2 separate regions of the Homo sapiens genome follow, and region 2 is linked to region 1. A link is a loop called in an ENCODE intact Hi-C map of the cell type or tissue named here. Cell type or tissue: breast epithelium. All regions are shown on one strand. Links, peaks and the distances in the headings refer to the core of each region. The heading gives the core; the rest is flanking DNA.

Region 1 (16,563 bases), core at 4,103-9,102:
GTAGAGGCTCATTGCTGACCCCAAGAACAGTTAAGGGACTTGCCCTAGGATCATTCAAAAAATACCAGCTCAACCACAATAAGAACATGGGAATCCAGCTTCCCCTGTGGGATCCTGGGTGCTTACACCCATTCTTTACAGAGCACTGTACAGTTTTCTGAGTGCTTTGGTATGTCATTTCCCTTGATCTCCACAACTTTCCCATGACAAAGACTATACTTTTTTCAATAACCACATTTCGTAAGTGAGGAAATAAAAAATAATTTCCAGAAGCACTCAAAGTATAGTTTCAAGTTAGACCCAACTCTTTGATCTCTAATGTATGATCATAAGTATAGCTTTTCCTTTAAATCTATAATATCAGAGTGAGATAAGTGAGGTAAGTGTAGGAGTAGGTCTCATTGTTCCAGAACAAATATAGTATTTGCTCTAGATTTTCACGGGCAAAAATAAAACCATGTTTCCTATTTGCCCCATGTTACTCAATAATAAGAGTAAAAAAAAAAGAATGTTAGTAGCTATCTTTATTTAATCTGGGTGCTGGGAATCATGCACTCTTGCATTACATATAACAGTCATAGTAACCCTGAAAAGTAGGTGTTATTTCCAATTTACACATAAAATAGAGGCTTAGAAATATTAATAATTCATATATTAAGTATGGAGTTAGAGTAGAGATTGGAGTCTAGATATGTCTGACTCCTAAATCTGGGATCTCGTTATTAAACTACTGTGCCACATTAAGTTATAAACATTTGTTTTGTTTGTGTAACATTCTCAGTGCTTGTTTCACAGTAATTAAAAAGCATTGATGAGGTCTGATATAATCATTTTTTATATCAGAAAGTTTCTCCCTTATTCTCATCCTCTTGACATATTTTCTCTTCATTCAATAGTAAATACCCAGACATTTCTAAAAATATGGCCTCCCTGAAAATAAACTCAATTGTAAATATTAAAACATAAAATAGATTTAGTTCATATATTTCTTTCCAACTATCCCCTCAGAAAGTCATTGAGCCTTCTTGATTGTGAAAAGGTAGATACATAATTTGACTGCTTTTACCAATAGGTATCTAACTGGTCACAAAGTAGTAACTTAATCATACAACACATCATTAGACTTAGCTTGTCATTAATCTTTACAATATGGTCAAGAGGAGTCCAGAGTTTATGAGCCATCTCGTTGTATTCTTAGAAAGCATTGCATTGGTGGGCAGGCATGATTAGTTACATCTGGCTACAGAGCGAAGACCTAATGTCTAAAGAAAATGATATTACAGTTCACAAGCTCAAACACAATTACATAATTGAGGATTAGGAACTACAGCTTCCAGTTCCACACAAAATATCTATCATGACCTAACCTCTTAAATAGGCTTTAGTTTCACTTACTTGTAAAACATCCGAGATGCTGTGGTTGGTTCTCAATTAGCCAAGATGACCACATATTTTAAGAATGATTTTCATTGACTCCATCTTCCAAGTCTATAAACTGAGTCATGTTTTTCCCCACCCTAAGTGTAACTTTATTTAATCCTGCCCTCCTTCAAGGTACAAACTCATCTTTCAACCTCCCTTCATTGACACACTCCTTGGTAACAGTTTACACTTGTCTTCACCTCAAAACCACTATTCAACTCACCTAGGTTCTACCACCACTGCTCTTCTGATATTGATTTGACAGAGTCATAAGAATGCTCAAAACTAAAGACCATTCTTGGCATGCCTTCTATTGGAGTTTTCCACAGAATTGACATAGAAAGAACATGTAGGTACATTCCTAGGTTCAGGCCCTGAAATTCTCTGTTTCTCTGTCTCCTTCTCTCTGTTTCATCAGTAATTTTTAATTGTCTACCAGATCTCTCTAACTGGCATATAAATATGCTGGGCTTTTACTTATCATCTTATAAAACAAAACCAAACAAACCTCTTTTTACCTAGTTTTTCTTTTGCAGTGACTGTTCTATTTCTTGTTCCTCTGATAGTAGAATTGAAAGGATTGTTTATTTTTTTATCTATTTTTTTCCCCTCCCACTCTCTCTTGAACCCATTGTAATCAAGCCTTGCACCCATGAATCCATCGAAACAGTGACTATCATGGTCACAAATGATCTCCACATTATTAAGTTTACTGATAAATTGTCAGTCCTCATCTTGTTAGCCGACTTGATATGGTCAGTATATTAGTCTGTTTTCATGCTGCTATAAGTGTTACCAGGGGTTCCTTGCTCCCAGAGCTACCAAGAAGGTGGCAGGCTGCATCCAAGATGGTGGCAAGCCTTGTGTTCTCTGACCTGGGGTTATTGGCCTCACGGATTCCAAGGAATGGAATCTTGGGCCATGCAGTGAGTGTTATAGCTCTATTAGAAGCTGTGGGTCACGGAAGAGAACCATGGAACCCAGTGACTAGTGTTCAGCTCGATTAGGATGAACCCGGGCACATAGCTGTGCAGGAACAATGGCAAGCCTTTAGCCCAATCCGGAGCAGCAATGGGTGCCTCACTGGATCAGGAGCACAGCGGACACCCTGCTGGATCTGGAGGGATGGAAGTCAATGGCGGGTCTGCAATGGCAGCAAACAGCAGTGGTGGGCGGCGAGCGAAAGATGAGCTCGAGCCATAATAAACATGGACCAAAAGAGAGTGCAGTTGCAAGATTTAATAGAGTGAAAACAGAGCTCCCATACAAAGGGAGGGGACCAAAGAGGGTAGCTGTTGCTGGCTCGAATGCCTGGGTTTATATCCCGATCATTGTCCCTCCCGCTGTGCTCTCAGGTGATAGATGATTGGCTATTTCTTTACCTCCTGTTTTTGCCTAATTAGCATTTTAGTGAGCTTTTCTTATTACCTGATTGGTTGGATGTGAGCTAAGTTGCAAGCCCCGTGTTTCAAGGTGGATGTGGTCACCTTCCCAGCTAGTCTTAGGGATTCTTAGTCAGCCTAGGAAATCCAGCTAGTCCTGTCTCTCAGTATCCCCTCTCAACAGGAAAAACCAACGGCTGTTGGGGAGTTTGGCCAACGACCACTTTAACTGCCTCCTGCTGAATCGGGGCATAGTAGGGGTTGTGCAGTTGAGATTTCCTTGGGAGGGGTGCCTTCAATGTCATTAACATTGGAGCATGGGCTAGCAGGCCAGTCCAGGGGTCCACAGTAGATTTTAGTCATGGACTGCATCTGCGGCTCCATTTGAAGAACTATTTGTAGTTTTACAGCTTTGATTCTGGAAGAGACAAACTTAACAAGGAGGGTAAAGATACAGGGATTGAAATGTATGGCCTGCAGTGCACGGGATTATTTCTTTGGCACACTTCACAGGCCCTGACTATCTGCTTGATAGTTTCAAAAAGGCCTGGTCCAGTAAATAATGATTTGGCCATCTGATGGGTGCTATCAATGCCTAAGTGAAAGGTTTGGTGAAGGGTTTTAAGTAATTTCCATTGGTTAGCTGCAGGCAGAAGTATTTTTTCTTCTTCAGTGGCTAGCCATCTTGAGGGGAGGAAACTATGTTCTCATGAGGTTCCCCATTCTATTTCTTCTGCTGAGTACTGGGGGTTGGTTTCCCAGAGGGGATTACCCCATACTAGGTGTCTTTCTATAAGCATTTCTAATGGAGGGTCCTGCCTTGAGGCTCTTTTGGCTTCAATATCCGCTTGGCAGTTCCCTTCTATTTCCCTTTCCTTTCCTTTCGGATGACCCCAGCAGTGTAAGACTGCCACCTCTTCAGGTTTCTGTACAACCAATAATAATCTCCTAATGGCTTCCTGATGTTTGATAGGTGTTCCCTCGGAAGTTAGGAATTCCCTTTCTCTCCATATTGATGCATGGGCATGGAGGACTAGGTAAGCATACTTAGAGCCTGTATTTATATTTACCCTTTTTCCTTCTCCGAATTCTAGTGCCCAAGTGAGGGCTACCAGTTCTGCCAGCTGAGTGCTAGTTCCTGGAGTGAAGGGATTACTTTCAAGTATTCCATTATCACTGACCACTGCATATCCCGCTTTTTGAAGTCCTTTTTGTACAAAGGAACTTCCATCAGTATACAAGTTGAGGTCGGGATCAGTCAAGGGAACCTCTAAAAGGTCCCCTCGAGTGGCGTAGGTTTGAGCAATTACTTGTTGACAGTTATGTTCTATCTTTTCTTCATTGTCTGGAAGAAATGTGGCTGGGTTAAGAGTTGCACAAGTGCGCAGTTGCAGCACTGGCCCTTCAAGTAATAGAACCTGATATTTAAGTAAATGGTTATCTGACAGCCACAAGTCTCCTTTAGCAGTGAGTATGCTGTTCACATCATGAGACGTCCACACAGTAAGATCTCTTCCCTGTATCATTTTAACTGCTTCAGATACTAAGACTGCTACTGCCGCCACTACCCATAAACAATGAGGCCAACCCTTTGCAACAACATCAATTTCCTTACTCAGGTATGCCACGGGTTACAAGCTCATCCCTCGGACCTGTGTAAGGACTCCTAGAGCTATTCCTGTTTTTTTTCTGTGACATAAAGAAAAGTCATGCCCCGTTGGCAAGCTTAACACTGGGGCTTAGGTTAGGGCCTTCTTTAGGGTCTGGAAAGCTGCTTCTGCTTCAGGTGTCCATCTTACTAAATGGGTATTGGCTTTCCGAGTCTCCTTAATTAGTGTATATAATGGTCTGGCTATTTTGCCGTACCTGGGAATCCATATTCGGCAGAAACCTGTTATGCCAAGGAACGCTCTTAGTTGCTTTAGGGTTTTGGGATGAGGATAAGCCAGTATAGGCTGGATACATTCCTCACTGGGGGCCCTGGTGCCTTTGGGTAATTTTAGCCCTAAGTATTTAACCTGCTGTGAGCAGAGTTGAGCCTTTGGTTTGGAAACCTTGTAACCACAGGTAGTGAGGAAATTTAAGAGTGCTTGGGTGGCTTGATGGCACAAGGTTTCTGAACAGGCAGCTAAAAGTAAATCATCCACATGCCAAAGGACAAGAGTGTCCAGGTATGAGAGCTGGCTCAAGTCTTGGGTTGATGCCTGGCCAAATAGATGGGGGCCATTCCTGAACGCTAGGGGTAAAACAGTCCAGGTGAGTTGAGATGTTGAGTTTGAAGGATCTTCAAAGGCAAACAAGAATTGAGAGTCAGGATGTACAGGGATGAAGAAAAGGGCATCCTTAAGGTCCAGGAGTATAAACCACTCTGCTTTCTCTGGTATTTGGGAAAGCAGAGTGTAAGGGTTAGGTACAGCTGGGTATAGAGGAACAACAGCCTCATTGATAATCCTGAGATCTTGCACTAACCTCCACTGTCCGTTGGGTTTCTATACTCCTAAAATTGGAGTATTGCAGGGTCTATTGCATGGTTTTACTAGGCCTTGGGCTTTTAGGTCCTTAACAATATTTTGGAGTCCTTGTTGGGCCTCGGGTCTAAGGGGTACTGCTTTTGGTAGGGAAAGGAGGTGGAATCCTTTAGTTTAACTTGAACAGGATGGGCATTCTTTGCTCATCCATATTGTCCTTCTGTTGCCCAGACTTCAGGATTAATTCCTTCCTCAAGCAGGGGACAACAAACAGGTGTTCCTTCTCCTATGTTCAGGTGTATAACGGCCCCTGCTTTGGCTAGGATGTCTCTCCCTAACAAGGGAGTGGGGCTTTCAGGCATAATTAGAAAAGCATGTGAAAAGAGTAAAGTTCCCCAGTCACAACTTAGTGGCTGGGAGAAGTATCTAGTGACTGGCTGTCCTAGGACCCCTCGGATAATGACAGATCTGGAGGACAGTTGTCCAGGACAGGAGAGTAAGACTGAGAAGGCTACGCCAGTGTCCAGGAGACAGTTAACCTCCTGGCCCTCAATGGCCAAGCATACTGGAGGCTCTGTGAGGGTGCTGGCATGGGCTGGCACTTGCCCTGGGCACCCTCAGTCCTGCTGCTGGATTATCTGGTTAGTGGCTTCTGACTCAGAGGACCTTCATCCCCTGGGTCAGTGGGCCTTCCAGTGATTCCCTTGGCATAAGGGGCATGGACGAGGGGGTGGCTTATTTCTACTTGGACAATCTTTTTTAAAGTGTCCTTGTAGACCACACTGGAAGCAAGCCCTATTAGGCATTCAATTTTCCCAGCTTTTCCCTTTTCCAGAGGCTCCAAAGTCCGCTTGCCTGAGGGCCATGACTAAAGCGGTGGCCTTTTTTGTATCCTGTTTGTCCCGTTCCACTTGCTCCTCCTGATCTCTATTATAAAAAACCGAGGTTGCCAAGTTCAATAGGGTTTCTAAGTTTTGCTCCAGGCCTAAGGCAGACTTTTGAAGTTTTTTTTTCTAATGTCTGCAGCTGACTGAGTGATAAACTTATCTTTTAAGATTAGTTGGCCTTCAATAGAGTCAGGTGACAGGGAGGTATGCTTCCTCAATGCCTCCCTTAGTCTCTCCAGAAAGGCAGTAGGATTTTCTTCCTTTCCCTGTTATAGTGGACATCATTGAATAATTCATAGGTTTCTTCCTAGTTTTCCTTAAGTCCTTCTGGCACGCAAGTTACCAAATATCTGCGACACCAATCTCCATGTTCTGATTCTGTGTCCCAGTGGGGGTCTACACTGGGAACTGCCTGCTGGCCTGTGGGGAATCGTTCTCTTTCCTCTGTTGTCATCCTATCATTGACCTGAGTGAGATACCAGAGATCGCCAAACTCTCAGGCTGCAGTTATGGCGGCACTTCTCTCATTTGGGGTTAGTGTCTGATTTAGCAGTAACATTATATCTCTCCATGTCAGATCAAAGGATTATCCTAACCCTTGTAAAACATCAATATAGCCATCAGGGTTATCTGAGAATTTACCAAGGTCTATTTTAATTTGCTTTAATCTGAGAGAGAAAAAGGTACATGCACTCTGGCTGGGCCGAATTATCCTCCTCCCACTGCTTGGAGGGGGCATAATCGGGGAATATTGGCACTCTTTGGTTCCTTGTTTACCCCTTTGTCTATCTCCTTTTGGACAGTTTGGGTTAAAGGGGGGTCCTTATTAGTTGGGGAAGGAGTCGGGGGCATGCTGGGGTAGGGAGGTAGACTCTGAGGGCTTCCTGTAAGGCATAAATCACACTTTTTACATAATTGCGAATTGTCTTTTAATGAAAAGAAAGTTTGTATGTATGGCATTCCACTCCATTTGCCTTTTTTTCTACAAAAGAGGTCTAGCTGTAAGATGGTGTTATACTTTATACTTCCCCCAGGAGGCCAGGTTTCTCCCTCTTGAAGAGGATATCATGGCCAGGTGGTTCTGCAGAAGAATATAAGTCATTTCTTTCTTAGCGTCTGAGGGTCAAACTTGTCTCAATTCTCCAGAATACATCTTAGGGGCGTTTTTGCCTTGGGGGGAACATTTCCCTTCTGGAAAAAGAACATAGGGATGCCAGCACCCCTAGTCATTTCCCGTAGAGCATTAGTCCTAGAGTGTCCTCTATGGTACTAATGCTTATTCCTTTCCAGGGTGCACAACCATGGACTTCTGCTTATCAGATTAGTTAAGCTCACTGATGCAGCAGTCCTGCACTCCTTTTCCCGCCTTTCTTGACCACAAAGAAAGGGGTCTGGGCTGCTGAATTCTAGTGGTCCTTTACCAGGGTGCCCAACATTGCTTTTGTGCTCAGGGGTGAGTCCTAGAGCTGGGCTGGGTTCCTGAGTATTTCATAACAACCCAGCTGCCCCATCAAGATGAACTCCCATAAACAGTTCTTATGCAAATTCATTTCAGAGAGGGTGTAGGTAACCTTTTGAGTCAGGATTGAGTAGTCTTTTTTGATTGTGTAAGTACTTTAAGGCTTGGCTGAGTGCAAACAGCTCACACGTTTGAGGAGACCAATTATTAGGCAATTTTTCTAACTCTGCTTCCACAAGAGTCTCCCTATCAATTACTGAATACTCATTGTGGTTTTTTCCTCAATCACCTGGGAGGAATCATCTATCATCCTGTCCTGAAGGGAATTCCTCCTAGGTCTTTTTGGACTTTTATATGGTAATTAAGATTTAAATCCCCTGTTAGGAAATCTGCTGGGTTAAGGGAATTATCAGTGGTTGGTGTTAAATTACCTTTTTTTAACAGGATAGCCCCATACTTTAAGATTTTTGAGTTAGTATGCTACCTTTTTCTTTTTTGACTCAGGATAATTCTGAACTGGTGAGGTGTGCTCACAATGAGGTTTCCTCACAATGAGGTTTCCTCTAAAAGTTTCTTTTCTACTTTCTTCTGTTAGCAAAGCAGTTGCCGCTACAGATTGAATGCATCGGCGGGTTACAGGGTTAATGAAGGGTTTTTGATAGGAAAGCTACGGGTTGTCAGTGGTCTCAGTGTTTTCAGGCTACGCCCTTGTTTACACTGACAACAAGGTAGTATTGGAGTGTTATGGGGTCACGGAGAAGACCTTCAATTATCAATTATAGGTTTTAAATTTACCCTGGCTTTTAAAGGAATAGGGCACACTGATTTTTACTATTACTATCTTTCTCTTTCTCTTTGACTCCCTCTTTTTCTCTCTCTCTCCTCTGTCTCTTTCTCTCTCTCCTCTATCTCTCTCCTCCGTCTCTCCTCCGTCTCTCTCTCCTCCATCTCTCTCTCCTCTGTCTCTCTCTCTCTCTTCCCTCTCTCTCTCTTCCCTCTCTCTCTCCCTCTTCCCTCTCTCTCTCCTCTATCTCTCTCTCTCTCTCTCCCCTCTGTCTCTCTCTTAGCCATTTACAAACTTGAGGCCCTGGCAAGGGTGGTAGAGAACGGGTCCCACGTAACTGCCCATGTTGAGAGCTGTATACCTAAATCGGGAGGGACACCAGGGATAAGACTCCCTGGGTTTATTGTCTAGATGCCTAAGGATGCAGCCTAGAGCTTCCTTAGATCCCTTTGGAGATACAACTTGCTAGAGGAAATGAAGTCTGAACCATTAGTGCCTAGGAGGCAGGGATCAGAGGAAGTAGATTCGGCGGTAAGGAGAATTTTGGGGCTACACTTTCAAGAAAGTCCTGGTCAGGACCCAGGAGGTATGGGTCAAAAGGAAAGGTAGGGGTGCACACATGGGCGACTGTTAAGTAGAGACTTCTGGCTGTGCCATGATCTCAATGGGCTAATGCTGGGAGTTCGGGACAACAGGTTTCTGCCTCTAGTCAGCCCTCAGCTTCCCCAAGAAAATTGAAAGTGGAAGCTGGTTGTAGGCTCCCAACCCCAGATAGCCTCACACCTGAGTCTTAAGTCCGGTGGCCACACTAATCGTTTTTAACTGGCCGACAGGTGCTCGGTATTTTCCTCCAATTCTAAGGAAGGATAGGAAAGAATAGCAAGTGAAAGTGGTCCGATATTACTCACCATTTTGGAGGTCCCTTCGTGGTCGCCAAAATGTTACTGGGGGGTCCTTGCTTCCAGAGCTCCCAACATGGTGGCAGGCTGCTTCCAAGACGGTGGCAAGCCTTGTGTTCTCTGACCTGGGGTTCTTAGCCTCATGGATTCCAAGGAATGGAATCTTGGATCATGCGGTGAGTGTTATAGCTCTATTAGAAGCCGTGGGTCATGGAAGAGAACAGTGGAACCCAGTGACTAGTGTTCAGCTCGATTAGGATGAACCCGGGCACTTAGCTGTGCAGGAACAATGGCAAGCCTTTAGCCTGATCCGGAGCGGCAATGGGTGCCTCACTGGATCAGGAGCACAGCGGACACCCTGCTGGATCTGGAGGGATGGAAGTCAACGGCGGGTCTCCGACGGCAGCAAACAGCAGTGGTGGGCGGCGAGTGAAAGCTCAGCTCGAGCCGTAACAAACACGGACCAAAAGAGAGTGCAGTTGCAAGATTTAATAGAGTGAAAACAGAGCTCCCATACAAAGGGAGGGGACCCAAAGAGGGTAACTTGCTGGCTCGAATGCCTGGGTTTATGTCCCGATCATTCTGCCTCCCGCTGTGCTCTCAGGCGATAGATGATTAGCTATTTCTTTACCTCCTGTTTTTGCCTAATTAGCACTTTAGTGAGCTTTTTTTAATTACCTGATTGGTCGAATGTGAGCTAAGTTGCAAGCCCCGTGTTTAAAGGTGGATGCAGTCACCTTCCCAGCTAGGCTTAGGGATTCTTAGTCGGCCTAGGAAATCCAGCTAGTCCTGTCTCTCATAAGGACATATCCAAGACTGGATAATTAGTAAAGGAAATTAGTTTAATTGACTCACAGTTCTGTAGGGCTGGGGAGGCCTCAGGAAGCTTAAATCATGGTGGAAGGGGAAGCAAACACGTCCTTCTTCATGTGGGGGACGGAAAAAGTGCCAAGCCAAGGTGGAAAAGCCCCTTATAAAACCATCAGATCTCATGAGAATTCACTATCACGAGAACAGCATGGGGATAACTGCCTGCATGATTCAATCACCTCCTATCATAGGTAATTGAATCATGTGTGTGATTCAATTCCGTGTGTCCCTCCCACAACACATGAGATTTATGGGAACCAAAATTCAAGATGAGATTTGAGTGGGGACACAGCCAAACCTGGACACTCCCAAATCTCATGCCCTCACATTTCAAAATCAATCATGCCTTTCCAATAGTCCTCCAAAGTCTTAGCTCATTTCAGCATTAACCCGAAAGTCCAAGTCCAAAGTCTTATCTGAGACAAGGCAAGTCCCTTCTACATAGGAGCCTGTAAAATCGAAAGCAAGTTAGTTACTTCCTAGATATAATGTAGGTACAGGCTTTGAGTAAATACACCCTTTCCAAATGGGATAAACTGGCCAAAACCAAGGGGCTACAGGCCCCAATCAAGTCCGAAATCCAATAGGGCAGTCATTAAACCTTAAAGCTCCAGAATGATCTGTTTTGACTCCATGTCTCATATCCAGGTCACACTGATGCAAGAGATAGGCTCCTGTGGCCTTGGGCAGCTCCGGCCCTGTGACTTTGCAGGGTACAGCCTCCCTCCTGGCTGCTTTCACAGATTGGCATTGAGTGTCTGCGGCTTTTGCAGGCACAGAGCGCAAGCTGTCAGTGGATCTACCATTCTGAGGATTGGAGGACAGTAGCTCTCTTCTCGCAGCTCCAGTAGGTGGTGCCCCAGGGGGAACTCTGTGTGGGGGCTCCGGCACCACATTTCCTTCTGCACTGCCCTAGCAGAGGTTCTCCATTAGGGTTGAACCCCTGCAGCAAACTTCTGTCTGCACTTCCAGGCATTTACACAGATCCTCTGAAATCTAGGGGGGAGTTCCCAAACCCGAATTCTTGACTTCTGTGTACCTGCAGGCCCAATACCATGTGTAAGTCATCAAGGCTGGGGGCTTGCACCCTCTGAAGCCACAGCCTGAGCTGTAAGTTGGCCCATTTTAGCCCCAGTTGGAGCAGCTGGGATGCAGGGCATCAAGTTCTGATGCTGCAGACAGCAGGGGGGCCTTGGACCCCCTAGGGGTCCCTCCTAGGCCTCCAGGGCCTGTGATGGGAGGGGCTGCCGTAAAGGTCTCTAACATGCCCTGGAGACATTTTCCCCATTGTCTCGGCAATTAGCCTTTGGCTCATTTCATATGCAAATTTCTGCGGGTATATTGAATTTCTCCCCAGAAAATGGGTTTTTCTTCTCTACTGCATTGTCAGTCTGCAAATTTTCCAAACTTTTATGCTCTGCTTCCTCTTGAATGCTTTGCTGCTTAGAAATTTCTTCTGCCAGAAACCCCAAATTATCTCTCTCAAGTTCAAAGTTCCAGAGATCACTAGGGCAGGGACAAAATTTTGCCAGTCTCCTTGCTAAAGAATAGCAAGAATCACCTTTATTCCAGTTCCCAGCAAGTTCCTCATCTCCATCTGAGACCACCTCAGCCTGGCCTTTATTGTCCATATCACTATCAGCACTTTGGTCAAAGCCATTCAACAAGTCTCTAGGAAGTTCCAAGCTTTCCTACATTTTCCTATCTTTTTCTGAGCCCTGCAGACTGCTCCAATGTCTGCCTGCGACCCAGTTCCAAAGTCACTTCCACATTTTCACGTACCCTTATAGCAGCACCTTCACTCCCAGTACCAACTTACTGTATTAGTCCATTCTCATGCTGCTGTAAAGGCATATTCAAGACTGGGTAATTTATAAAGGAAAGAGGTTTAATTGACTCATAGTTCCATAGGGCTGGGAGGCCTCAGGAAACTTACAATCATGGCAGAAGGAGAAGCAAACATTTTTCTTTACATGGCAAAAGGAACAAGTGCCAAGCAAAGGGGAAAAAGCCCCTTATAAAACTATCAGATCTCATGAGAACTCACTACCCCAAGAACAGCACAGGGGTAACTGCCCCCATGACAAAATTACCTCCCACTGGGTCCCTCCCACGATATGTAGAGATTATAGGAAGTACAATTTGAGATGAGATTTGGATGGGGACACAGCCAAACCATGTCCGTCAGTCATTCCCCTCTCCTTGATACTTTTTTCACTTGGCTTTCACTACCTTTGCTTCTTTTCCTCCTATGTAACTAGTGGCTCCTTCTCTATCAGCTTAGATGAATACTCCTCATCTTCCAGACCTGTTACTGTTGGAGAGGCCCAGAGCTCAGCTTGGACCTTGTCTGTTTTCTGTCTATGCCCACTCCCAAGGTGAACTAATTTGGTTCAAAGGCTTTAAATACCATCTCTATGCTAATGACTCCTGAGTTTATACATTCATCCTAGATTCATATTCAACTACTGCCAACCTGACAGTTCCATTGAGATGTCCCTCAGAATCCATACATCTATCCAAAGCTGAGCTTTTTTTTTTTTTTTTTTTTTTTGAGATGGAGTCTTGCTCTGTCGTGCCCAGGCTGGAGTGCAGCAGCACAATCTCAGCTCACTGCAACATCCGCCTCCCAGGTTCAAGAGATTCTCCCTCCTCAGTCTCCCAAGTAGCTGGGATTACAGGTGCCTGCAACCATGCCCAGCTAATTTTTTGTATTTTTAGCAGAGAAGCGGTTTCATCATATTGACCAGGCTGGTCTTGAACTCCCAGCCTCAGGTGATCTGCCTGCTTCGGCCTCCCAAAGTGTTGGGATTACAGGCGTGGGCCACAGCGCCCCACCAGCTGACCTTCTCTATGAACCTGATCCTTCCGCAAACTTCATCTGAGATTTGAAAACTCCATCTTTCATGTTACTGGAACCAAAAACCTTATGGTCATCTTTGAATCCACTTTTTATGTTATACCCTACAGCCAACCTATGGCTATATAAACAATAACCTCACTACCTTTACAGGTATAACTCTAGTCCAAGTTACTATCACATCTTGCCTGGATTATGAAATGGTTATAGTCTTCTTGCTTCCAGCCTTGCCCTCTTTAGTTTATCCTCAGCATAGCCATAAAATGAACCTGTTAACATGCCTTCCCTCTGACCAAAGTCGTTCAACTTCTATGCCTGTGCCATAGAGAAAAAGCCAGAGTCCTTGCATGTAAGGCCATTTTTAGGACCCCTGTGTTACCTCTCTGGCTTCATGTGTGACTCTTTTCTCTCTTGGCCAGCTGCTTCTAGCTACCTGCTCCTGCCCCAACACCACTTCACTGGCAGTTTGTCCGTTCTGTGTGGAGTGCTTTTCCTGCACATAACATGACTGGGTCCCTCACTTCTTTAGGACATAGCTCAAATGAGTGAATTTCCCCTATCTAAAATTTCAGCCCCCACCCCAAATACTAGTAAACTCATCTCCTCGCTTTTTCTTTCTAGCACTAGTCACTATGTAACATACTATATAGCATTTATTTTGCATAATCATCTATCCTTCTCTATAAGCTCAATGAGAATAGCATCTTTTGTCACTGTATCTTCTGCAGGTAAACACAAAAAATAAAAAGTGTTCAATGCATGTTTGTTGAATAAATAGTAGGCAATGAATACATTTTAAAACTCTTCGTTGCTCTTCATTTTTCTTTTACCTTTCTGAAAACTCTTTTCAGGTTTCCTTTCAATTCCACTTCATCTGTTTGTCCTGTATACTTTTGTATCTTATCTACACACTCAACAAACTCTCTTCATCTTGTAACCTCTCAGAACCTAGACTCTAACTTGCATGCAAGTGATTCTCGCCTCTTCAATCTCGACCATTTTCACATTATACCCACTTTCTAAGAGCCTATTGGAATTCTATTTTAGTTTTCTAATAAATCTTTCAAATTGTATAAAATAAAATGTATTATGTCCTCTCTCCAAACTTACCATGTTTCATATCTTGCTTAGTGACGTTAAACTCCATCTAATCACAAAAGCTAGAGCCACAGTCTCTTTCTCAGTTAGGAAATCCCTTTATGGCCAGAATAGCACTATGCTTTAATCTTCACCCAGCAAATATAAACATATATGCATGTGTATGTGTCACATATATGGTACATACACATGGCTACATATGAGACATAGAATTAGAGAACATATTTATGGACCACATTCAAGCAACAAAAAACAACAGAAACACACACAGCAGTGACAGAGACTAAAGTCAGTGCTCTATAAAGCTCTAAGTCAGAACACTGGCAGAGCCAAAAGCTTAATCAAGAGCCAAAAGTTCCCTTGGTGTTGCAGGAAATGGAGGCAGGCTCAAACTGGACACGGGAGCAGGGCTCTCCGCCTATGGAAACAGCAGTGACCACTGACTAGGACTAAGGTATATGTCAATCTGTGAACTTACAGTGCTTGAAGGAGGTAGTACTTGAGCCAATGCTGGCCAGCTCTATGACTATGACAGGTACCTACATCATCCCTAGCTTTTAATACAAAAGCTGGTTCTGGACTAAGAGTCCCGTGGTACCACAAGGCAATCATAAAACCACTAAAAAGGGAGAGTCAACACTAAAAGGAAGAAAAGGAAAAAGATAAACCTGCAAACAAAAATTCCAAAGCACACAACCAAAACTAAGAGAGATGGTAAACGACACAGAGATTCTGTCAGTTTTGAAAAAATAAAAATACAACAATCTTGGTGATTTTGAAATAATTTTAAGATTATCAGAGACACAAGAAAGCACCATATAATTTTGTGAAACACAAGCAGGTGGATACAATTTAATAAGAAATGGCTAAAAACAGAAACATCTAGCATTCTGACATATGTAAAGATACAGTCCTTGACATAAAAAAGGACTTTTTAGATTGCAGCTAAAAATTAGAGCAGTAAGATAATTAATCTTAATAATTAAGATAATTATTCACCTAGAAAGAACATGTGAGAGTAAATGAGAAATATAAAAGATTATTTGAGGCTCCAAAACACATCTTAAAGGGATTTGAGAATTTAAGAGTAAATGGAAAGACAGGTAAGCAGTTTTCTAAAAGGGCAAGGTTTTTCCAGAATTATAACAAATTTTCAGATTAAATGTGCATCAGGTCAGGTATGTTAAATAAACGCACATTTAGAACCATTACAATGAAACTGAAAAGGATGAGAGATAAAGCAAAAAGACTTAAAAGCTACCAGACGGAAAGATGGATCAGTAGCAGAGCACTAACAATAGAGTGAGAACAGATTTCAACAAACGATTCTGAAAGACAGTCAAGTAAAACGACCACCAATTTAATACTTTTTATTCACTAAACCATTATTCAAGTTAGGGCAAGATGAGGATATCTTTAGACCCACAAAAGCCATGAGAACATATTTTTTAACAGGTTAAAATAATTCCTAAGGAATACACAGCTGGCTCTTCAACAGTCTGAATTTGAACTACATGGGTCCATTTATATGGAGATTAAAAAGAAAAAACCACACACACATGGACCAAAAGTACAATATTCAAGGGATGCCAAACCTTCATATAAGGAAAGTTGACCTCAAATATGTGGGTTTCACAGGGCCAACCACGGGACTCGAGTATGTGTGGATTATGGTATACACAGGTGCTCCTGGAATGAATCCCTGGAGTATACTGAGGGACAACTGGTTTATCAAGAAGAAAAATTAACCAAACATAATGAAATTAAAGTGATTGAAGGAATGGTAAAGTATGTTGGTCATTCTAATAAATATGAATGAAGACAATGTAGGTGAGCAGGAAAAGTTTGTTAAATCACTATCTTTTCTTTTCTGGGAAGACAAAGAAGTATAACCCTCTATTAGTAAAAAAAACAAGAGGAGAGGGATAGAGAGAGAAAACATGTTAAAATTTTAGTAGTAACTTTACAAAGAATAAAAATATAACTAACCTGTAAGTTCCAAACTAGCAAGGGAAAACAAGAAAAAATTCAAGTCAAGAAAAGGAGAAAAAGAAAAATGATGAGAAACAGAACAAAAAAAAAAATAGCAGAAAGAGTTCTGCAGAGCGTGGTGGCTCACACCTGTAATTCCAGCACTTTGGGAAGCCGAGGCAGACGGATCACAAGGTCAGGAATTCAAGACCAGCCTGGCCAACATGGTGAAACCCCATTCCTACTAAAAATACCAAAATTAGCTGGACATGGTGGCGGATGCCTGTAATCCCAGCTACTCAGGAGACTGAGGCAGGAGAATGGCTTGAACCCAGGAGGCGGAGGTTGCAGTGAGCCACTATACTCCAGCCTGGGTGACAGAGTGAGACTCCGTCTCAAAAGAAAAAAAAAAGAAAAAAAAAGTTCCAAAGGTATTCATAATTCTCAAATGATAACAGCATGA
Region 2 (16,563 bases), core at 4,022-9,021, 110 kb after region 1:
GAGACCATTCTCTAAGTCAAGCCTGACCTTTGCTCATTAACAGGCCACTGCCTTATCTTTGTATGAAACTCCTGGAGTTAATCCATACACAGAGTACCCATTGGTTTTGAATATGCTGTGTTCTCAGAGCAGCTTTTTAGGGGAACACAGCAAGAACAGAAATTAGGCCAAAGATTGCAGAGCATGTGCAGATGCTTAAAAGGCACAGCACAAAATGTTGTTTTTAATCACAATTCTTACAGACTTCTTTGTAACAAAAAAAAGAGCATAAAATAAAATTCTGTCCCAAAGGAGCAGTTAGCATGAATATAGGAATTCCAAGGTACATTATGAAATAAAGACAGAACGAGGCCTTGGGAAACATCTTTATTGTTGAAGCGGAAGTACCAGTGATTTGAATACTTCTTCAATCAGTACCAGTGATTTGAGTGTCCCTAAAGTGCTACTGGTGGTGGTAGAACTCAGTTCCCCAAAATATTTTTGCTTCTATTAGTAACCCACCTGCTTTTCTCTATTTTCTTGTTTAGTTCTTCACTTCTGTCTTTCATCCTGGCCTTATCATTCCCACCCCCCAAAAACCATTTATTTGGCTTTATCTTAGTTTACATATGTATATGTATATGCACACACACACACGTGCATGTATGTGTGCATGCATATGCATGTAAATATTTTTAAAAATATGTACGGTCTTCATTAGCCAATAGTCCTGGCCCTTAAGTGAAAATATAAATCATTATGCAATGTCCCCTCTTTATTCTTTGTCTTCACTTGGTGTTTTCATGCTGTCCCCTGTTCCAGGCAGATTTTTCCACCTGGGACCAAATTTGTCATGGCTATTTTCTGAAAAATGATGGCTAACTAATCGAGTGAGCAAACTCATGCTAAATGAAAGGGTATGTTCCTGGCTCTAGTAAACTGAAAAATGAAAGCAAGAGGCTTAAATACAAAGTGATTATAATGAGAATACATAAATTTCTAATAGCATTTAGGATTGTCTAGGAGATTAAGTTTCTGCAGTTATACCTTTCCTTAAATAACATACAAATGCCCCTTTCTCAATGCTCCCTCAGGGAAGGTAAAACTATGTATAATGTTACCTATTATATAGGATCTATTGGTTCTTTATTCAGAGGCTTAGGTTTAAATTCTTGACTTTCAAGGAACACTATAGAAAAAACTCCCCCTTGGTGACTCTCTAAATACCAAACAACTGTGGCTCCCAAATTTGGCTGCACATCTGAGTCCCCTGGAGAGATTTATAAAAATGCAATGAGGCCTGGGAATTTACATTTTTTCAAAAGCTCCCCAGTTGATTTTGCTGCTCAGCCAGGTTTGAGGACTGCTGTTAAAGTGGCTGCTTGGACATTAGCTAAGTCATTTTCTGTGCCTTCAGTGGATGTTCAGTAGGTGGCTAACAGTTATTGAGCATGTACATTGTGCCAATCACCATGACATTTTACAGCCAAGGAAATTTGTTTAGGTTTGTGAGTGGCAGAAACGGCGTTGAAGTGTCCAACCCTCATTTTTATGATGCTTCTCAACAAAACGTTGATTTAATTACCAAAAAAGGTAAGGGACAGGCTGAAGTTAAAAACTCACTCATTAACTCTCACATCTTAGTCAATCGGTTTCTTCATCATAAAATGGAAGTAATATCTTTTTAAGATACTTTTTTTTTTTTTTTTGAGACAGAGTCTCGCTGTATCGCTCAGGCTGGAGTGCAGTGGTGTGATCTCGGATCGCTGCAACCTCCACCTCCCGGGTTCAAGTGATTCTCCTGCCTCAGCCTCCCTAGTAGCTGGGACTACAGGTGCATGCCACAATACCTGGCTAATTTTTGTATGTTTAGTAGAGATGGGGTTTTGCCATGTTGGCCAGGCTGGTCTCGAACTCCTGGCCTCATGTGATCCACCTGCCTTGGCCTCCCAAAGTGCAGGAATTACTGGAGTGAGCCACCGCATCTAGCCAAGATACTTTTTACTTTATTATGAAATAATTTTATACTTAGAGAAGAGTTACAAAGCTAGTACAGAGAGTTTCTATATACGCTTCACCCAGCTTCCTCTAATGTTAATTTCTCATGTAATTTATATCTAATATAAACATTTTACATAACCATAGTATATTTATCAAAATAAGAAATTAACATTTGGGCTTCCCCAGTTTTTATACTATCTGAGTTCATTCAGGTTGCTATGAAAAATACCTTACACCTGTTAATTTATAGATAACAGAAACTTATTGCTCACAGTTCTGAAGGCTGGGCAGTCCAAGATCAATCCAAGATCAAAACACTGGCAGCTCTTTTGTAGAGTATCCTTCATTTTGAGTTTGTCTGATATATTCTTATTATTACATTGATGTTATGAATTTTGAGATATACCCCAGAAGTGATATATTTGTGTTGCATTGTACTGGGGCCTTTGTAAGATTTTTGACAAAAAATACATGTATTCTCTCATTAGATATATTTAAGTAACAGATAGATGACTATTTGCAATGCTGAATGAATCTCTGTGCTGTGTGGGGCTGGATCTTCAAGACCCCTTTCAACTCTAAAAGTCTAAAACTAATAATTGAGCATTGCAAATAAAAAGTCACATATGAAAGATGAATATGAAATTTGAGTAGAGCTAAAAGACTAGAGAATTAATTTTCCAAATAGTGATCCCTACTTTAAAGAGTATTAGGGTTTTCCTACCTGGGGGCTGAACTCAGAATGTGTTCTCTGCTTTGTACTGGGGGCTTTTCCCAATGTGGAATTGGGAATGTGGAATCCCAATGTGGAATTGACCTTCAGTCAATTTCCCCTTATTATAGCCCCTGAAGTGGCATCTGTAAATGCATGTTTGCTATGGGTAATTGAAGCTACTAGGTTTCTCTTGTGGTTTTCCTCTGTGTTACTAAAGATTAAATTGATGTGTAGTTGAGTAGCAAGCCATCTAATTTGAAAGATAGAAATGACCTGACTCTAACTATGAGTGTAGTTTGGATATGTTAAGTAACCTTTTTGTCTTAATTTTTCCAGCTGTGAAGCATAATTCCTACTGAAATATATTGACTTCTACAAGTATTGGACTAAAAACATATCTCCAGAAATATAACACCTACCCCTGGGAAAGTCTGATGTAACATGGTTAACCTAGAAGAGTTAATGCTGTGTGTCAACATATGCCTTGTAAAGGTGCTACATTATATAATTGTAAAAATGAAAACACTAAACAAAAGAGTTTATTTGAAATCTACTAAAGTCCCTCTGGTGAAAAGGAGGCACGATTTTAACACTGTAAATGCTATGTTGGCATGTCAGCTGTATATCTTGGAAAGACCACAGTGCTATGGAAAATGGTCTCAGAAATTAGAATGCCTGATTTAGCCAAAAGGCTTCAGCCACCTGCCAGATATATGACCCCCTAACAAATCATCTAATTGCACCACTTGGCTTCTTCATCTGTTACAGTAGACAATCAGACATGAATTCTAAGATTCCACCTCCTAAAATCTATAATTCTTTGATTTTTTTCAAGACCTCAGCCTACATATCCGTAAAGTGATTGATTCTGTCTTGCTAATACTGTTCATAAATACATATTTCTGATATTCCTTTGACCATTCAGAAAATGCTTGGCTACCCATTTTTTCCAGCCTGAAAAAGCAACTTAAAAAATGGTTAATCATTTGTTTGAAAAAATTGATACTTTTTTGTTATATATAAAATGACCTCTTCAATCTCAACAGAGAATATGGGATCTGGTCATGTTTGAAATAGAAAATGATGTCATAAGTAAATACGTATAAAATTTAATGATTAAACTATCTGCTCTAGATGTTCCAAGTTATTTTATTGGCATGAAAACTGTAAAGTGTTTGGAAAACAGTTTCATTGTGACAGGTATAATCAACACATTTTCTATAGTTGCAGACCTGTTCACAAACAATGTTAAAAGAAAAATAAAGTGACATAATGTCTGGGAAAGAATTCCCTAATAGAAACAGACCCAAGTCCATGGTTTGTGGTTTTGCAAGTATATAATTCCTTCTGGGAGGCCTTCTGGACAGATTTGTATCTATCCTAAAAGGAGTATCTATGTTTAACTGCACAAAGGTGATATCTCTTCTGTGTGGTCTGGTCCCTTCTGTTATCCTTGCTGATCTAAGAGAAAGAAGCATGTTACCCTATCAAACTCCAAACTACACTTTATGAACATCTACTTCCTTCTGTAACCTTTGCCAGCTCTAGCTAACCCTTAAAGGTTCAGGACAAAATACCTTTTGAGGGTCTTTAATGTCAGCTTCAGTCAATTTCTCATCATGCTGAAAGGCAAATGGAGCTTTGTGATAGGCCAAATGTGTCATGAATAAGCAAACATACCAATTCATGTTGAATTCTAGTGTGGGATCATTCCCATTTAAGAGTTATTTGTTTTTAAAAATAATGGGGAATCAAACTCTTCAATTATGATTTTTTGTAATAGTTTTAATGGTTTACAATAGACCACCTTCAAATAAATATATCAGCTGCTTTGGTGATCAGTTTCAAAATCAGAATATTCAAATTTACATAGAAAATGGCAAAATCAAACACACTTTTCAACAATGCCTATAAAACTTGTCATTACACTATAAATATGAATATCACACTCAATCTCAGTTGTGTAGTAAATGTTTAACAGCTAGCTCTCTGGGGGAAAACCTTTGATATTTGTAGTGTTTGCCCATGTTCATGGTGTAAATAATCTCATTATGGCCAATTTCAAGCAACCCAAGTTATTGAATATGGAATTGGGAAGAAATGTGTACAGTCAGCTCTAGTACACCACTGATCATACCCATTAGATGAATGAAGAAAGATGAAAACCATTTGGCAGAGTCATAGACGGCAAAAGGCCTGTTTCCCAGGTTCAGTCCTGCAAGCCCAGCAATTTCAGACGTAATTGCCTACTTCACAACATTAAGAATATGTTTCTGGTCAGGTGCAGTGGTTCGAGTCTGTAATCCGAGCTACTCAGGAGGCAGGGGTGGGAGGAAGGCTTGAGATCAGTAGTTCGAGACCAGCCTGGGCAATGTGGTGAGACTTTCTAAAAAAATTAATTAATTAAAAAAATAGTAATTTTCTGTACAAAAGTAGATTAAAACCAAATGTAATTTCTTTTTGATAATACTTTTTACCACTATTTAAAAAATGAATTCTTAAGAATTGAGTAATTTTCATTCAAAATTACATGTGTAAGAGATTCCTCTACATGAAATTAGAGAGTACTCTTAGGCTGTTCAGCCATACAAAGCAGACAAATAAGTGAATAGTGAGTGTCCTGTTGCTCAGCCACTGAATAAAGACAGCCCTGGAGATCTTAGCTGTCGCAGCTTCCTATAACTTTGAAGAAAAGAAATTTGAGAGCTAGGACTTTGCTCCCATGGGCTGTGCAACGCGATCTGGTTGCACCCTTTTGCCATGTCATAGAAAAGTCAAATCCTCTTCCTTACTTTTGGGTCCTAATTAAGCCTTATTTTAAAAGAACAGCTAAAATTACAATTCTGACATTTGACAGGAAAGACTCTGAAGATAAACTTGGCAAATGGTTACTTAAAGTTCTTAGCTAATGAAAGTATTTATTTGTTTTATGGTGTTTGCTGTAATCAGAACACATATACGTTCACACCTCTTTTGAATGCTTGTATTCATTAAATGTCTGCTTAAAATACCTCTTCCTCAGGCTAAGGACTTCCCTCTGCCCCATTTCTGGAGGGAATGTTCATTTAAATGTTACCTTCATAAATCTTTTAAAAATAAATATTTTACATATTTAAGATACACAACATGACATTATCAGATACATATATAGTAAAATGATTACTACGATGAAACCAATTAACATATTCATCATGCCATCTAGCTACTCACCCACCCCACATCCCCCCACCCTCGCCCCCATGACAAGAGCAGCTATAATCTCCTGAACACTTTTTCTGTTTCTCTTCTTTCTCTCCCTTTCTTCTTTCCTGCTGCCCTCTCTCCCCACTCCCCCCAGCTCTTTTCATGAAGAATGTGAAGAAATAAACCCGGAAATTGAAACACAAATACAGGAAATTCCAGGGTAAGCTTCATATGGGAGAGTTAATATGGTCATCAGGATGTTGCATTTTAGACTCTTCTGATGTATTGACTATACTAGTATAAGGTAACCAGATGTCCTACGTTAGGCAAGACGGTGTCTGAGATTTCAGCTTGTTTTCTCTTGACAATATTTCTCCTCAAATGCTGCTACTAAAGCCACCCTGTTTACTGGCTTATTTTGATTATAGAAATGCTGAAAGCCTCCCTGACAATCCTACTTGTCTTCTGGGGTCCTGGGAAGTGGGCATTTGACCGCATGTTCTCACTTATAGGTGGGAGCTAAACAATGACTACACGTGGTATTAAGGTGGAAAGAATAGACACTGGGGATTCCAGAAGGTGAAAGTGAGGGAAGGAGGCCAGGCTAAAAACTATCTAGTGGGTACTATGTTCATTATTTGGGTTCACTAGAAGCCCAACCCCCAATATCATCCAACATACCCATGTGACAAACCTGCACATGTACCCTCTGAATCTTAAGAATAAAAGAGAAAGAGAGAGGACACACAGATTTCCATTAAATATTTCAACTTTTCTGTGTGGCTGAAATTTTTCATTCAAATTAAAAAATAATAGGAAGAAAAAGAAAGTGGATATTTGATCTGAGATGAGCTACGATAGTACTCAAAAGGCAGCAGCAGAGAACTCAATCATTCACTAGCTGGACCAGTCATTGCCATCTAGCAGAGAACAAGTCCGTAGCCAAGGGCCTTCCTTTCTAGTGGCAGAGGTAAAGAAAGGTGCTTTGCTTGAGCATCATGAGGATTCTTTGCTTTACCAAACTTTAGTCAGGTTCCTGGACCTTCTCCTAGGCCCATCTGTGCACCTCCTTGTAAAATCCAGTTTTAGAAAGTCCCTGCTAAGTTTGTTTAGTCGGGATCCCCCATCCTTTGTATCAGATCATTCTTTATTTTATTTTATTTTATTTTATTTTATTTTATTTTATTTTATTTTATTTATTTATTTATTTTTTGAGATGGAGTCACCCAGGCTGGAGTGCAGTGGTGTGATCTCAGCTCACTGTGACCTCCACCTTCTGGGAGTCAGGCGATTCTCCTGCCTCAGCCTCCCGAGTAGCTGGGACTACAAGCACGCACAATCATGCCCAGCTAATTTTTTTTTTTTTTTTTTTGAGACGGAGTCTGGCTCTGTCACCCAGGCTGGAGTGCAGTGGCACAATCTCGGCTCATTGCAAGCTCCGCCTCCTGGGTTCACGCCATTCTCCTGCCTCAGCCTCCCGAGTAGCTGGGAGTACAGGTGCCCGCCACTACGCCCAGCTAATTTTTTGTATTTTTATTAGAGACGGGGTTTCACCGTGTTAGCCAGGATAGTCTTGATCTCCTGACCTTGTGATCCACCCGCCTCGGCCTCCCAAAGTGCTGGGATTACAGGTGTGAGCCACCGTGCCCGGCCTTTTTTTTTTTTTTTTTAGTAGTGACGGGCAGGCTGGTCTCGAACTCCTGACCTCAAGTGATCCGCCTGCCTCGGCCTCTCAAAGTATTGGGATTACAGGCATGGGCCACTACACCTCGCCAATATCAGATCATTCTTGATATCTTATCAGGTTCTTCCTTCTCCACCACTCCCCAAGTGATGTCTGATCTCCCTGGTCTTCAGCAAGAATCCATTTAGGATGGTTTAGTAAGAAACTCCAATACCCACAATGTTTCCTTTATCCACTGACCCTCACCCTGCTCCTTGGCTATAAAGTCCCACTTGCCCATGCTGTATTTGGAATTTAATCTAGTTTTGTACTGAGGTCTCTTTTCACCTATTACAATAGTCCTGCAAAAATTTGGTTTTACTGTTTTAACTGCTGTCCAGCTATAGTTTTTCTTTGAACCAGCATTGATGCAAGCAGCACCTGGAGACAGGAGAAGAGGGAGGCTAGTAAGAAGGAAGTAATTATCTTAAGGATCAGTGAAGTAGTAAAAGCCGAAGGCTACCTGGACACACTTGACATTTCCCCTGCCCTATTGTTCTCAGAAAATTCTGTCTCTAGCTTCATTTCCTGGTCTTACTTTCACCCCCACTTTAAATTATATCTATCTATCTATCTATCTATCTATCTATCTATCTATCTATCTATCTATCTATATATGTACTTATATATATATATATGTGTGTGTGTATTTTGTTGCTTTTTTTTGAGATGAAGTCTTTCTCTGTTGCCCAGGCTGGAGTGCAGTGGCACGATCTCGGCTCACTGCAACCTCCGCCTCCCGGGTTCAAGCAATTCTCCTGCCTCAGCCTCCCGGGTAGCTGGGATTACAGGTGCCTGCCACCACGCCTGGCTAATTTTTGTATTTTTAGTAGAGACAGGGTTTCACCATGTTGGCCAGGCTGGTCTCGAACTCCTGACCTCAGGTGTTCCACCCACCTGGGCCTCCCAAAGTGCTGAGATTACGGGTGTGAGCCACCACACCTGGCCTGTATTTTTTTATTTTTATTTTTATTTTTTGAGATGAAATGTCTTCTGTGGCCCAGGCTGGAGTGCAGTGGCACTCCAGTAACATCAGTAGGGATAGCATCAGGTTCAGGAGGCTGAGAAAGAGACTCAGATCCAGCAAACAGGACATGGGGTCTTATTGAAGGAAACTTACACATAGAGCTGGTCCAGTGGCAGTGAGCTGTACAGGAGAACTGCAACCACTTGCAAGAAGCATGTGGTTTATATGACATTTCACTTAGCACCCTCTCCCTAACAACCTCCACCTGGCAGCCTTCATTTAACCCAAAACAAAGGGGCTTGATTCCTCGAGTGGCCCGTGTTCCAAGGGAACAGGCCAGAAACTCAGGTGTTCTTCATAGATAAGGAATGAATCTTGGTGTTGGCTACTCCTAGGTTCCACAGTTTGGAATTCTGAACGTATATACATTCAGGTGCATCTACCAAACAGGGTCATTCTCAGGATTTGATTAAGATTTTGCTATCGGGTATGTCTACTATACATGATCATAGCTTACTGCAGCCTCTAACTCCTGGGGTCAACAGATCTTCCTGCCTCAGCCTCCCTAGTAGCTGGGACAACAGGCAGGTGCCACCACACTCAGCTGATTAAAATTTTTTGTTGTTGTTTGTTTTGTTTTAGAAGTAGAGTCTCACTATGTTGCCCAAACTGGTCTTGAACTCATGGCATCAAGCAATCCTCCTGCTTCAGTCTCCTAAGTAGCTAGGATTACAGTCTCCAACCACTGTACCGGGCATCCACGCACCTCTATAAAAATTCGTTTACTTTTGTTGCTCAAGATAATACTTATTTGTGAATCCAGTGGGCATTTATTCCTCGAATTTCCACAACCAGGGGAAAAGCCTATCAACTTGACTTGATTGATTCTCTGTTATCTGACAATGCCCATTTCCTGATTTTACACATCAGATGGATTTCTTAACCCAGAGCATTATCAACCTATCAGTGAAGATGCATCCCACATCTGTGCTGAGTCTCTATATTTGAAATCACATCTGAAATTTATGTTGATTTTCTGCTAGTGATGAAATCCTACATTTAAATTTGTGCCACCCCATAGTTATATAAGTAAATAGAGTCTGGTCAGAGTATGTGGAGTATCCAAGCCTTCCATGAGCTGATCCACTCATGTTTCTAGTCTGACCTTCTGTCATTCATTACCTGCCACACCCAAACCTGAGCTCCTAGCATGCGCACAGTTGAATCATCAGGCACACTTTGCAGCTTCCTATTTGTCTGTCTCCGTACAGGCTTTTCCTTCTGGCTGGAATGGACTCCTCTCGACTTCCCTTTTCTCACCTCTGCTTGAAATATGTGCACCTTTTCATAATGGTAAGACAAATAAAATAAATTCAGTTTGAAGTTTTAACAAGGAAAAAGAAATCTGAAATGTAAAGGCCAATAATAATCTGCATCTGCCCCAACATGGTGTTTGGAATTTTTCAACCATGATAAAGAATGATCTAAGCAAGGGTGTTTTTACACCATTCTTCTAATGTTCTTTATTTCTTACTGGTGTCAAGACCTCACTGATGTGAGACAACCATGACAATGATGCGGAGGGTCTGATTCCATATATATGTACAAATAGCAAAATCTCAGCAGTCCTGAGCTTTTCTAACGTATGTATATGTTGACATATAATACAATATGTCATCTATGTTATATATAAATGTGAAAGAAAATTGTTTTAAAAATAGTTTTTTAATTTTCCAGGGCAAATACTCCTCTTCCAAAATATAACTTCTGTAAGACAGAAATGAACAATAGGAGCCAAGAGTAATATATTTCATTCATTTATTATTCATTCAAAAACTATTTTTGAGTGCCGGCTATCTGACAGACACTGTACTAAGGAAGTAGCATTGAACAAGCAGTGCCTTTATAGATCAATAGTTTTGTAGAGGAAAGTGGAAAATAATAAGCATAATAATAATACTTAACAATATAACAACAGCAATAAGATTACATTGTAATCAGTAGTATGATAAAGGAGTCAGAGTTATGCCCAGCATACGTAAGGCTATCTAACAGGGCAAAGATGGAGGCTTTGACTAGAAAAATAAAGTTTTTTTTTTTTTCTTTGAAAGCTTTCAAACAGCAGAACATGATCAAATTTGCATTTCGTAAGATCACCTTGAAGGGAATAAATTGGTTAGGCATGAAGTCACATACGATGAAAATAGAACTGTCCCCAGAAGTTTGGTAGGGGTCGTCTAGAAGTTCAAATACTTCTAAGCAGAGTGAAAGCATATCGGGTAGCTCTGGCAATACATTTCAGGAGGGAATATGCACGTGCAGGTCCATATTTGGAAGTAAAGGACGCAGGATGGCCTTGTCAAGGCCTTACTAAACCAAGGTCCTGGAGGGACTTGTGTTCATTGCTAGGCAGGTAGGATGGAGGAGGCTGACCTCACTGGGTGCAAAGTAGTCGGGTGTTAGGAGTTCCCGAATGCTCTCCTCCCTGCCACCAGTGTGCCTCTCCTGCACTCCATGTTTTGATTTGTGATCATTTTAGACCATGACTCAGCACATATGACTCTCTTCTCTCATAGGAGACTTTGCCTTCTGTTTGCTGCTTGGCCTCACAACTTCCCATTCTCTGAGCAGATGTACAAGCCATTTGCCAGTCATAGAAATTTCCCTTTCTAAAATCAATACAACTTTCAAAATGAAGCTGTGGGTTTATTAAGATAATTGCAAATGGTAACATATCTGAGAGAAAATCTTAATAGAAAGTTATTTAGAATACAAGTCAGAAAAAATCAATGTGTTTATTGAGGTAGACATTAGTCTAGACATTAAATACCATTAACAAAATAGTCTCACCTGTTATTTCCACCTAAACTCTATTTTCAAATTTAGGCATGCCTTTTAAACTCTTCCTTATGTTGTCATTGAACCTGGTTAGATGCTGTTATGGTTAGGCTTTGTGTCCCTACTCGAATCTCATCTTGAATTGTAATCCCCAGGTACTGAGGGAGAGACCAGGTGGGAGATGATTGATAATGGGGGCGGTTTCCCCTATGCTGTTCTTGTGATAGAGAGTGAATTCTCATGAGATCTGATGGTTTTATAAATGGTAGTTTTTTCTGTGCTGACACATGCTCTCCCTGGCCTGCCGCCATGTAAGACGCACCTCTTCCCCTTCCGTGCCTCTTCATACTTCATGCATGACCAGAAAGCTGTTGCATGACATCATGCCTCATCCTCTGTATACAGATAGTGGACAAATAATATAAAGGGAGCAAAAAGCCACTTCTTTCCAGGAATATTCTAGTCCTTCAAATTGAAAGTGATGATCAAATGAAATGAGTTACTTCTAGTCTTTAAATGGAACAGAATTTAGACATTATGAAATTTAACTCTAGATGTTAAGGCAGACTTTGGATTCATCATGGAGAATATACCAAATGCTTAAAAGATTCTTACTTTGCTTATAGCTTTGGATGATCTTTGATACTGAGAATCACAAAGAATTATACTCTAAGTAATCACAGATGTACTGTGAGAGAATGGTTTCTTATACACACTGATACAGTTAGATTTGACTTTTAATTTTTCTTTTGGTACAATATATACCATAGTAATGTAATCAGATTCTAAACTCTAATTTTACTTGCTAAGTTTCCATATTTATTTTGTTGATAACTGATGCATGATTTATGAACATGTGTGCTTTTCTATTATGTGTTCATATTTCACTTCCTTAGAGTTTTACTGTTATTTCCTACAGTAAAGGAGCTACTTTTTTTTAAAAAAACTAAATTATATTTCATATATTTAGGATAGTTTATTTCCTTTGATACTCATTTATAATTAATGAAGCAAAGTTTAAAATTTTTAATAGGATAACGTTTGAAATTAATAGTGTTTTGAAAAGTAGAGATGTAAAAATCCTTGGCAAGAGTTTTTATCTCATATAGACTGAATGAATTATTAAAAGCGAACTTCTACCTAAATCTAAACCTTATTTTCTTCATTATATTGATTTTCTTGTTCCATGAAAACCTATCAAGTTTTCTAGAAAGTTTATGGTAATATTTTTGTGTTCTTTAGTCATAACTTATTTTCATGTAATACATGTAATATATAGGTTTTTGGGGATAATTTTCAGTAGTCTTTCTAGATTACAAAATGGATACCTATGGAAACATAAATGTATATAATTTTGAATATAAAACCATTTGTAGAATGTAATAGGAACACATTCAAAGCAAACCTGCATCACAATCTTTTGCAAAGTAGAGAATATTCATACCATGAATACTGACCATCTATTATATCTCTCTGGATTCTGCTACTTTATGATTTTCATAAACATGACTATTTTCCTTCATGTGAAGACTAAAGATAAAATGCCTCTCTCCCTGATCAAACTTCTTCACACTGTTCTCCAGTAGCATCTTTTCCCACTTCAACATCTGGTAAAGCAGCCTAAAGACAAGAAAGTATTTCCTGCAGGGAATGCAATTTTTGGCCTTCTTGGTAAGGAGGACTTCAAATGAAACCAGACCTGGCTATGAGCTACCCATCCATCTTAATATTGCCTGGACTGAATTCACTTGGGGTAATCCTTACTTTCATTTGCAAAGGAATTGTAATCTGCTGTACTTTATTTGTGGTTTTTGAGAATAGCTTTTCTGTCTTCTATACTCTTCCTTAATATTACTTCCTCTGAGCCAGCCTGTCTAGCCTGGTTCTGAGTATAAATAGCTCCAAGTGTGGAGCACTAATGCCCTGCTATTGCTGGGTTATGTGAAACCCTTTTTTTGTGTTGAACACAAGAAGCCCATGATTATTCCTACCACAGATTCTCACATTCTTAATCAGTTCCACCTGGCCAATAAACAGTAACGCCAGGACAGCTTCTCTTCTGTGTGGGTTTTCTACTTTATGGGTAATAAAACTGTCCTTGGTGTTATTTAGGAATCCCTTTGATGCCTACTAGTTTACTGTATTGATATTTCAGGGGTATTGGCAGTCGCTGGTGAGCCTTCATTACTGGCATCCCTGAACTGTGGCAATGAAGTAGTTTGGGTAAATAATGGCGGGGTGGGGAACACAGCTGGTAAAGCTTTTTTTTTTTTTTGTACTTACATGTATCAAGGAAAAATTTAGAAGTGGCCTTATGGAAACAAGCAAGGCTAAGAAATGGTTAGATTTCTTTCAAACCTACAGGAAGGAAGTAAGGAAAGAAAGAAAGAGAGAAAAAGGAGAGAGAAGATGCAATGTAATTTTTTGAACTTGTAAACACCTCACATTGTTTATTTGCAATGGTATTTTGTTAAAATCGTTACTAGATACCAAGCTCCTAGTCTGCAAGTTAAAAAGATGAAGCTGGGCTAATTCTCAGCTTCTTTGTATTGAATTAGCTAGTAAAAATGCTCTCTGCAGATGTTAGGGAAGAGAGGGTATTAAGGGCATTCTTTGTCATCACTTTTCTAGTTCCAAGTTTGAGTTCCATTTTCAGTACATGGTTTCAGTAACGTGTAAATGTTTCTTGAAAGGTGGCTTATATTTTTATTTTTATTATTAATGTTTTTTTTAACCAACCGGTGTAGGATATTTGAAATGGGAAAGACTACATGGTAATAGAAAATGAACTCATGTTAGATCAAAAGAAACAAATAACCGATGCATCCAAGAAAAGTAAATGCTTTGTGAACTTGAAGAGCTCTTGTTGGATGGCACTATTTATTTTGAACAAATTATTTTAACCACATTAACTGTTAAAATGGGGACTCCTTTGGGCTTTGAAACAGCTTTTGATATAGTGCCTTTCTTTGTATTAGTATTACTTATTCTTACCTTAATTAATTATTGCGGTCACTTCTTGAATGGAATAAATGCCATCAGCCTTGTCATTACTATCACCATCATATTTTTATCATAAACAATATTAACTGGCTACAGTGTAAAGAGTTTCGAGTGTGTTTTATAATATACAAGAGAGACCTCTCCTGTCAGTGCCTAGTGCCCAAATGTCGTTTATCAAATGTATGATTACTGTTGGCATCATTATGTATACTTTTAAAGATTCAAGTTTTTCTTTGAAAGTACTTTTCCCCCTGCTTTTAAAAAATATTTCTATAGGTTTTTAAAATGTTAATCAGGAGAGATAAAGCCATTTTGCAGATGGTGAAATAAACTACTTGAGATAGCACAGTACATTAATATGAGCAGAATGTGTATGTGGGTGTTCATGTGTGTGCATGTGTTTAAGCTCATCCATTCAACGAATATGGACCCAGCATCGATTATACATGTGCTCGGTGCTGTAATAGTTGCTGGAATACAAAAATGAATAATACAGAGTTACCATCCTTGAGAATCATATAGTGTCATGGGGTGATAGATTTTCAAAACAAGTAATTACAATAAAAATGATAGTACTGTAATAGAGGCCAACTGTGCCTGGAGGAATTGAGAAAGACTCTCTGAAGAGGTAACGTTTGAATGGAGCTTTGAGTGTTGAACTAGGGTTTGGCAAGAGTAGAGCAGAGAAGAATGTTGCAGTTAAATGGAGAAGTTGAAGAGATTTTGAGGATTAAGAGCACATGATCTGTCTGGAAATAACTGGAGTACAGATAATAAAAACAAGAAATAAGTTCTTGTATGCTATTGCATAGCAGCATGACTATAGTTAACAATATTGTATTGTATATTTTAAAATAGCTGTAAGAGACAATTTTGCATGTTCTCATTGCAAAGAAATGATAAGTGTCAGAGGTGATGGATATGCTACATACCCTGATTGGATTATTACACAATGTATACATGTTTCAAAACATCACACTTTGCCTCATACATATGTACAAATATTAAGTATCAATTAAAAATATTTTAAAAGAAAAAAAGTAAATATGGCAAAATGTTAAAAAAAATTCACAACCCTACCTCCAGCAAATTTTCTGCAGTTATTATTCTGGTATTTATTTTTGGTTGATTTTCTCCTAAGACTAGTTCAGAGAGCTATAGAGTCTAACTAATTTTTAGTTCAATCTCTCTCTTTTTTACATATGAACACTAAGTTTCATCTGTTAGCAACTTTTTGAAGCTAAACACGTTGTATACTAAAATATATTTAGTGTGTTTTTCCACTTCTTGTTTCAAGATGAGAATATTATCAGCGTTCTTTAGGAAATTTCCCATACCACTTCACGGCTCTCCTTTAGACCTTAAAATACCTAGTATTTTCAGTCCCTCCCACCTCCAATATTTCTGTTTTAGAATTTCACTTGTCCTTTATTTATACTGGTAGTGTTCAAAGGAAGTTTTCTTTTATGACATTCTTATATGAAACTCCAGTATAGAAATCAGATTAAAATTTTTTTATACAAAGATGTATATTGAGTTCAAATTCATATAATATGCTTATTATAAATCTGTTAATAAGAACAATGAAATTACTTTGATTAGCACAAAAATTTAAAAGGTATATTAGAGAAGATAGTTGTAACCTTATATCAACTGTAGCATCAAATTGATTTCTGTATTATTTGGTTTCACAATATTGAGAAAATCCTGATTCACACATTAAAGTGGTTACAAATGGTAGCAGTGTTTTTTGTTTCCTCATTTGTTTTTATTTTATTTTTAATTTTTGTCTGTACATAGTAGGTATATATACTTATTGGATACATGTGATGTTTTGATACAGGCATACAATGTACAATAGTCTTATCAGGGTGAATGAGGTACCCATCACCTCAAGCATTTATCATTTCTTTGTGTTAGAAATATTCCAATTCTATTTTCTTTTTTTTAATGTGCAATAAATTATTGCTGACTATAGTCCACCCTGATGTGCTATCAAATACTAGATCATATTCATTCTATCTAACTATATTTTTGCACCCATTAACCATCTCCACAACCCACCCCAACCCTTTTTAAAACAACCTGCCTTGAAGTTTCAAGATACTCTTCATCTAAAATGATCCAGAAACTCAGAAAAGTTGCTGGAATTTT

Evidence for each region. Peaks named below come from ENCODE experiments on the same cell type or tissue, not always from the same donor. Only the 100,000 strongest peaks of a DNase experiment are listed, where the experiment ranks them.
Region 2: a loop joins it to region 1, with 10 times the contacts of the local background. A loop is called at or near these places in 1 of 110 quality-filtered maps.

What each region holds. Positions count from the first base shown.
Region 1 is chr12:58,849,653-58,866,215 of GRCh38, forward strand. No RefSeq gene overlaps it. Among named protein-coding and RNA genes, the nearest start is that of LRIG3, 63 kb to the right of the region's middle. RefSeq lists an enhancer at 10,625-11,148. In breast epithelium, for the core only: no CTCF peak of the experiment used is centred there; a DNase peak (open chromatin) is centred at 6,148.
Region 2 is chr12:58,956,012-58,972,574 of GRCh38, forward strand. All of the region lies in intron 2 of LRIG3-DT (LRIG3 divergent transcript), which reads left to right. Among named protein-coding and RNA genes, the nearest start is that of LRIG3-DT, 44 kb to the left of the region's middle. RefSeq lists enhancers at 9,748-9,917, 11,838-14,726. In breast epithelium, for the core only: no CTCF peak of the experiment used is centred there; no DNase peak of the experiment used is centred there.